Regions from separate parts of the Homo sapiens genome. Here region 2 is linked to region 1. The links are chromatin loops, found by intact Hi-C in ENCODE. Cell type or tissue: GM12878. All regions are shown on one strand. Links, peaks and the distances in the headings refer to the core of each region. The heading gives the core; the rest is flanking DNA.

The links. Peaks named below come from ENCODE experiments on the same cell type or tissue, not always from the same donor. Only the 100,000 strongest peaks of a DNase experiment are listed, where the experiment ranks them.
Region 2: it touches region 1 in a loop (2.1-fold over the local background); 1 of 110 quality-filtered maps calls a loop at or near these places.

What each region holds. Positions count from the first base shown.
Region 1 is chr2:75,309,402-75,313,801 of GRCh38, forward strand. No RefSeq gene overlaps it. Among named protein-coding and RNA genes, the nearest start is that of TACR1, 110 kb to the left of the region's middle. RefSeq lists an enhancer at 2,577-2,646. In GM12878, for the core only: a CTCF peak has its summit at 2,746; a DNase peak (open chromatin) is centred at 2,780.
Region 2 is chr2:75,431,142-75,435,541 of GRCh38, forward strand. No RefSeq gene overlaps it. Among named protein-coding and RNA genes, the nearest start is that of EVA1A-AS, 91 kb to the right of the region's middle. RefSeq lists enhancers at 1,596-1,675, 1,686-1,955, 2,156-2,235, 2,266-2,425 and a silencer at 2,026-2,115. In GM12878, for the core only: no CTCF peak of the experiment used is centred there; DNase peaks (open chromatin) are centred at 397, 870 and 1,860; H3K4me3 peaks cover 2,001 bases; H3K27ac peaks cover 2,878 bases.

The DNA of each region.
Region 1 (4,400 bases), core at 317-4,316:
TTGGCCAGGCTGGTTTTGAACTCCTGACCTCAAGTGATCCGTCCTCCTCAGCCTCCAAAAGTGCTGGGATTACAGGCATGAGCCACGCACACAGCCAGGAATTTATAATTCTTGATGCCATTTAAAATATCTGTAATTCATAAGAGGAGGTCAAAATGTTAACATTAATAGGAGTTTAGAAGTTAATTTCAACCGTCATGGATGACTTGGAGAAGTTCAAGACTTCAGTGGAGGAAGTCACTGCAGATATGGAATAAATAGAAAGAGAACTAGAATTAGAAATGGAGCCTGAAGATGTGACTGAATTGCTGCAATCTCATGATAAAACTTGAATGGATAAGGAGTCGCTTCTTATGAATGACCAAAGAAAGTGGTTTCTTGAGATGGAATGTATTACTGGGGAAGATGCTATGCACGTTGTTGAAATGACAACAAAGGATTTAGAATAGTACATAAAACCCTTAGTTGAAAAAGCATTGGCACAGTTTGAGAGAATTTACTCCAATTTTGAAAGGAGTTCTAGTGTGGGTAAAATGCTATCAAACAGCATCACATGCTACAGATAAATCTTTTGCAAAAGGAAGAGTCCATTGATACAACAAATTTCATTGTTGTCTTCTTTTAGAAAAAGGCTACAGCCACCCTAGCCTTCAGCAACCACCACCCTGATTAGTCAGCAGCCATAAACATCCATTAGCAAAAAGAGTATGACTCACTGAAGATTCAGATGATTATTAGCATTTTTTAGCAATAAAAAATTTAATTATGGTACATACATTTTTCTAGATATAATGCTATTGCACATTTAAGGGTTTAGTGTAAACATAACTTTTACATGTACTAGAAAACAAAAACATTTATGTGACTCACTTTACTGTGATATTTGCATTATAGCACTGGTCTGGAACTAAATCTACAGTATCTCTGAGGAAGTATATCTGTATTTTTATCAAAGCAACTGTTTCTCCAGATGAAATTAGAAAGCACAATTTATGAAATTCTGAATGAATTGGAATAGTAAACTCCTAGAGCTTTGTACATTCCCAAGAGAGGTTCCCATTTTCAGTGAAACAAGGTGGGGAGCCCCGAGGCCCGCAAAGGCTCATGACCAGCAGTAGACGTGCAGTGAATTGGTGTGGGCTGGCTAGACATCTGAAAGTCCTCCAACATGAAGGCTGGCCAGGTCTCAGGATCAGATGAGAGGCTTAGAAGCCAGGTATTCAGTTGTAAATCAAGACCATACACATCCCTCCATTATCTGGCATTATGTAATGGAGGGACCAAGATACCACTGGGGTAAAGGAGGACCAGGAAAAACACCCAAACTTTGACCGAGATTATTTGAAAGCAAGCAGAAGGAGAATAAGAAAAATTAAGAAATATGTGTCAATAAGATCGGAATAGTGGTTTCCCTCCGGAAGAGTGAATAATTTAATCGGGGGAACACATGGGTCTTCAAATGCATGCATAGCATTATACATCTTAAGTCAGATAGATGGTAGGTACCTCCTTGAGTGTCCAGAAGATTCAATAATACAGTTCTTAGGAGACATGTGTTACTCTTCTGGGCTGAAGAGATAAGCTGTGAAGGACTATCAGATGTAAGAAGGGTGGAGCGACTTCTTCACAAAAGGAAACTAAACTCAATTTTTCGCAAAAAAACGAAACTAAACTTTAAGACAAAATTAGTGCCCCAAGAGGGTGATGAGTAATGGTGGAGCCATCTGTAAACATCGGTAGAGGTTGCTGGAAGCAGGGAATAGACTGCTTTCAAATAGCAGGTTAGAAGTTTTCTGTCCTCAGGCTGCAGAGGCAGCAGCTCCCACTGTCACCAAGAACTCTGCTCTGGGGTTGGTGGTACATGAAGTCTCAAAATTATCTGTTCCCATAAGCTTGGGTGTGTGTGTGTCCTTCTGTGTGTTCTCTGCCATTCCACAGGCTGTGTGTGTGTGTGTGTGTGTGTGTGTGTGTTGTTGTTGCTGTTGTGTGTGGTGGGGGGGTGGGTCAGAGGGAATTCAGAGGGGGCTCAGAGGCTCCAAAATAAATAAGTGGATGAATGTCTAGTTGCCCCCTTCACCCCCGAGGTGGAAGACAGATTCTTTTAGTATCCTCCTTGCTCTATCTTTAGCAATAAAAAAAATTAATTATGCTGCATACATTTTTCTTAGATATAATGCTGTTGCATATTTAAGAGACTAGAGTTTAGTGTAAGCATAACTTTTATATGTACCAGAAAACAAAAACATTTATGTGACTCACTTTACTGTGACCATTACGGCAGTGGTCTGGAACTAAATCAACAGTATCTCTGAGGAAGTATACCTGTATTTTAATCAAAGCAACTGTTTCTCCAAATGAAACTGGAAAGCACAATTCATGAAATTCTGGTTGAATTGGAATAGCAACCTCCCAGAGCTCTGCACATTCCCAAGAGAGGTTCTCGTTTTCAGTGAGGCAGGGTGGGGTGTCCCGGGGCCTGCAGAGGCTTATGTCCTTGTTCCAGCCAAGGGAGAGAAACACAGTAGAGAACTGGACATTTGGCTGTGCTCTGGCCAAAGGTGGTGAAAATGAGCAAGAGTCCTGATCCATAGCTAACTGGGATGCCCTCGTTCCAAGCAGCACTGCTACAGTTTCTCAGGTGCATCTCACCCAAGGACACAGTCAGGCATCAGGGACCAGGGGGCAGAGTGATCTGGCCAATAGCAGGTGTGCAGGAGGCAGCAGCCTGCAGTATCCGGGGACAGCCACAGGGGTTCCCTGTATGGCCAGTGTGAAAGGCAGGAGGAGGATGTGAAACTGCTCATAGGAACACAGCCCTCTCACTGATTGCTGAGGCCAGGTGGTGGAGGGTGATAATATAAGATCATGCCCTAGAAAAGACCAGGAAACCACATGCATCAATATAACCTTTGTCTATTTCTCCCAACACATGTCTGAGCAACATACTGAGTTTAATTTAGTGTTGCATCGAAAGGAAGGAAAATACGACCTATACATGTAGATTCAAAGGGACCTTTGCTAAAATTATTACGAGATGAAGACTAGTGTCTTTTATACCGCTTGGTACTAACTCTATGAATGAGTACATTAAGAGGAATTAAAATGGCATGTCTGAATAGAACTAAAATTAGGGGAAGAGTTAATTTATGCATCATTTTTTACTAAACAATGAAATCTAAACATGTTATTTATGCTCAGTCATGAATAAAATGCAGCTTTCAATTTCTCCGTTATTGAAGGATGATTATTTCCACAGGCTTATTTAATACTTGTCTGACATCATTTAGTATAATATAATTACCTGAAATGAAATTTCATTTAAAGAAATTAATGGGGTCATGACCCCACACAATATTTTGTAGCCAAGATGCACTTTTTATTGAGAAAAATAAGATTCTTACAGTGTGAACCACCAATGTGAACCACATCTGTCCTGTTGTATCTTCACGATACACATTGACATTAGCATCCTTGTAGGGTAGCAGCATTTTGTGAAGGTGCACCAAAATGACACTTTTTTCCAAGCTTGTTGTTGAAGAAGTGAAAAACTAAATTGTTCCCAGCATTGGGGTTTGATTGTAAACAAGTCACACCCTAGACGGTGAGACAAATTGGATCGAAGTGGAAGAAGACACCCGCTTTCAGGACCCCTCATGGTAAGGGACAGTCCTAGGGCTGTGTAGGCCATCTGCGGAAATTCCATCAAGCCACAGAAGACATATGCTTACCCGGGAGAAAGGCCAAGGTTGAGTGAACTATATGCCAAACAGAAGGGATGAGGCAAGGGTGTGGATGGCAGAAGCAGTGGGATTTGGTGGTTAAGGTAGGCAGCTCAGGATATAAATTCACAGACACTAAGCCCATGGTGGCTGTTCCTCTTATGTGTGGCCTGGGGTATCTTGCTAGAACAGGAGCTGGATTGAGTAGAAACTTTTGTCCCAGGGAGTTGGCTAATGTCCACAGTTCCGGCAGCTAAATGGCAGATCAAGAAATGAACATCTCTTACAACCTCCTCCTGGTGTGCCTTTCTCTACTACAGAGGCTGGAAAACTGAAAACTATATATCCCAGACTTCCTTGCACCAAGATAACCAGAGGCACTTGTGTGAGACCTGAATGTAGAACCAAGTTCTGCAAGGAGGGAAGTGGCAAAATGCGAGGCATCTATTTTGTGGATGTGGCTCTAGCCAGCATGTGATGGCTTTGGAACCAGCTCCCCGTGGGGCAGCTTCTTGACCCCCAGTTAGACATGGAGTGATGTGAGATCCTGGAGCCAAAAGGGGTACAGTAGCTTCCTCATCCACCAACATTCTAATTATAGAAAAAGTCGCTATACTTTTAGTCAGTTTTGTTCCAAAAGTCATTTCCAGAGACCAGCCTAGACTCTGCTTCTCTAACTCT
Region 2 (4,400 bases), core at 124-4,123, 120 kb after region 1:
CAATCAAATACATTTAAGAAATACATGAGTCCAGTTCAGAAAGGCAGGACAATTTGAAGTGGGGGGCTGGGGGGAGCTTCCAGATTATAGGTGATTTTTAAATTTTCTGGTTGCCAAATGGTTGAGTTTATATAAAGACCTGGGATCAATAGAAAGAAAATAGATAATGTCTGGGTTAAGATAAAGGATTGTGGAGACTAAAGTTCTTAGTGTGCAGAGAAAGTCTTCAGGTAGCAGGCTTCAGAGAGAATAGATTGTAAATACTTCTTATCAGACTTAAGGTCTGTGTTGATGTTAATGCCAGAGAGGCGTAATGAGGCATGTCTGAGCCCCACTTCCTGCAATGGCCTGAACCAATCTTTCAGGTTAAATTTTAAGAGTGTCCTGGCTGAGGAGGAAGTCCATTCAGATGGTTGGGGTGGGGGTGGGGGGGTTAGAATTTTATTTTTGTTTTACAAGGACTTAGGTGTTTTTGGGGAACATAATTCAGCCTACCATATCATGCAAGAGAATTTAAACTGTACTGTGTCAGCCAGGGGTTAAAATCTTAATGCCTACCAGGGCTAGGCAGGTAAAGAAGCATCTTAGTCCATTTTGTCCTGCTATAAAAGAATACTTGAGGCTGGGCAATTTATAAAGAAAAAAGATTTATTTGGCTCACAATTCTGGAGTGCTGAAAAGTTCAGGATTGGGCATTTGCATCTGGCAAAAGCCTCGGGCTGCTTTCACTCATGGCAGAAGGCAAAGGGGAGCCAATGTGTACAGAGATCACCTGGTAAGAGAGGAAGTGAGAGAAGGAAACTCTAGGTTCTTTTTTAATAACCAGCTCTCATGGGAACTAATAGTATGAGAACTCATTCATCTCAACCCCTCCCCAGAGAAAGGATTAATCTATTCATGAGGGATCCACCCCCAGTGACACAAATACCTCCCAGTAGTTTCCACCTCCAACACTGGGATCAAACTTCAATGTAAGATTTGGTGGGACAAACCAACCATATACAAACTCTAACAGAAGTAAATAAAGCAGTCTGGTTATTAGCCAACAGGAAAAAGTGAAGAAAGTGAAAACTCAGAGAGTACTATCTAAAGTGAGTTCTGAGTGTTATCAAAATAAATGCAAACCAGTGTTGCCTGATTACCTGATTCTTTTGGAGAAGCTAAGATCCAGATATTTATGTAAATTTTACCAGTTTTATAAACAATTTTCCAGTCTCTACTGGAATCCTACAAGGATTTTCATGTTAGGAGTTCCTGGTACTAAAATACCTCTGAAGACAGCATTGAAGGAAAGAGGCTAGGAATTAGAATGAATCAGAAAAAACTGTAACAGTGGATAAGAATGCAAACCATAGAGGAGAATAAAATATTTTAAAACCATATGCCCAACAAAGGACTAATGTCAAGAATATATATATATTTTAAATTCTCCAAATTCAATAACAAAAAAGCTAACAATCCAAGTAGAAAATGGGCAGGAGGCATGAAAAGGCATTTCGTCAAAAAACAAATACAGAAGATAAATAAGCACATGAAAAGATGTTCTATGTTTTTAGCCATTAGGAAAATGCAAATTAAAGCCATAGTGAGATACTACTACACATCTATCAGAAGCTCTAAGATAGAAAGAATGACTGCAGTCAAGATGGCCAACTAGAAGCAGCAGTGATCAGACGCTCCCACTGAAAAGAACCAAAACAGCATGCAAATCCAGCACCGGCAACCAAGGTATGCAGGTTCTGTCATCAGGACTGACCCTAGGCAGCTGGCGTGACCCACAGAAAGAAAGGAAGAGCAGAATGGTGCAGTGGCCCACCTGAGAGCCACACAGGACAGGGGAGCTTCCACCCCCCAGCCAAGGAAGGTGGTGAGTAAGAGTGCTATCCAGCCTGGGAAACTGTGCTTTTCCCATGGAACTGTGTAATCCACAGATTAGAAAATCTCACTAGTGAGCTCACACCACTGGGGCCTAGAAAACCACAAAGCTGAGCAGATTCTCAACAGCCACTCAGCTAGAAACTGCTTAAACAGGCTGAGTTCCTGGTGGGGAGGGGCAGCCGCCTACTGTCTAAGCCTTCCAAGAGACTTGGAGGAAGGGCAGCAGCCAACAATGGGACTGCTAGCTGTCTAATACACTAAGCTCTTGGGGTAGAGGAAGGGTGGCAGCCATCTCTATAGCTCCAGGCTGCACTTTTCCCTGGCTGGAGCCAGGGAGGCTGGAAGGCTTGGTCTTAAGAGGTTATTCCTCACAGGGCAACACACAGGCTGTGGCAGACTGCAGCCAGAGTGCATCTTCAGGCCTGACCCTGACCCATCCCTCCTCACTGGGGTGCCTCCCTGGAGGAACTCCAACAACTCCATTCAGGGGCTCAGGGACAGAACTCTGATGTCCCTGGGCCTGAGCTCCTAGGAGGAGGAGTGGCTATATTCTCTGCAGACCAGCAGACTTAGTCTTTCCTCCTGCTAGTTCTGAGTAATCCGGGCAACTCAGACGAGTGAGTTTCCCCCCAGCATGGCACACCCCCTCCACCAAGGGACAGCCAAAGTGCTTTGTTAAATGGGTCCTGCTCCCCGTGCCACCCAACTGGGTGAGACCCCAATAGATGCAGAAAAGGCCTTCGATAAAATTCAATGCCCCTTCATGCTAAAAACAGTTAAAAAAACTGGGTATTGAGGGAACATATCTAAAAATAATAAGAGCTATTTATGACAAACCCATAGCCAATATTATATTGAATGGGCAAAAGCTGGAAGCGTTCCCTTTGAAAACTGGCACAAGAGAAGGATGCCCTCTCTCACCACTCCTATTCAACATAGTGTTGGAAGTTCTGGCCAGGGCAATCAGGCAAGAGAAAGAAATAAAGTATATTTAAATAGGAAGAGAGAAAGTCAAACTGTTTCTGTTTGCAGATGACATGATTGTATATTTAGAAAACCCCATTGTCTCAGCCCCAAAACACCTTAAGCTGAGAAGCAAATTCAGCAGTCTCAGGATAAAAAATCAATGTGCAAAAATCACAAGCATTCTTATACATCAATAATAGACAAACAGAGAGCCAAATGATGAGTGAACTCCCATTCACAATGCTACAAAGAAAATAAAATGCCTAGGAATCCAACTTATAAGGGATGCGAAGGACCTCTTCAAGGAGAACTACAAACCACTTCTCAAGGAAATAAGAGAGGACACAAACAAATGAAAAAACATCTCATGCTCATGGATAGGAAGAATCAATATTGTGAAAACGGCCATACTGCCCAAAGTAATTTATAGATTCAATGCTATTCCCATCAAGCTACTATTGACTTTCTTCAGAGAACTAGAAAAAAACTACTTTAAATTTCATATGGAACCAAAAGAGAGCGCATACAGCCAAGACAATCCCAAGCAAAAAGAACAAAGCTGGAAGCGTCACACTACCTGACTTCCAACTATACTACAAGGCTACATTAACCAAAACAACCTGGTTCTGGTACCAAAACAGATGTATATATAGACCAACGGAACAGAACAGAGGCCACAGAAATAACATCACACATCTACAACCATCTGATTTTCGACAAACCTGACAAAAACAAGTAATGAGGAAAGGAATCCCTATTTAATAAATGGTGCTGGGAAAACTGGCTAGCCATATGCAGAAAACTGAAACTGAACCCTTTCCTTACACCTTATACAAACAATAACTCAAGATGGATTAATGACTTAAACATAAGACCTAAAATCATAAAAACTCTAGAAGAAAACCTAGGCGATACCATTCAGGACATAGACATGGGCAAAGACTTCATGACTAAAACACAAAAAGCAATGGCAACAAAAGCCAAAATTGACAAATGGGATCTAATTAAACTAAAGAGCTTCTGCACAGTAAAAGAAACTATCATCAGAGTGAACAGGCAACCTCCAGATTGGAGAAAATTTTCGCAATCTGTCCATCTGACAAAGGTCTAATATACAGAATCTACAAGGAACTTAAACAAATTTACAAGAAAGAAAAACAAAGAACCCCATCAAAAAGTGGGCAAAGGACATGAACAGACACTTCTCAAAAGAAGACATTTACATGACCAACAAACATGAAAAAATCTATCATCGCTGGTCATTAGAGAAATGCAAATCAAAACCAAATGAGATACCATCTCACGCCAGTTACAGTGGCGATCATTAAAAAGTCAGAAAACAACAGATGCTGGAGATGATATGGAGAAATAGGAATGCTTTTACACTGTTGGTGGGAGTTGTGGAAGACAGTGTGGCAATTCCTCAAGGATCTAGAACCAGAAATACCATTTGACCCAGCAATCCCATTACTGCGTATATACCCAAAGGAATATAAATTATTCTACTATAGAGACACATGCACACATATGATTATTGCAGCACTATTCACAATAGC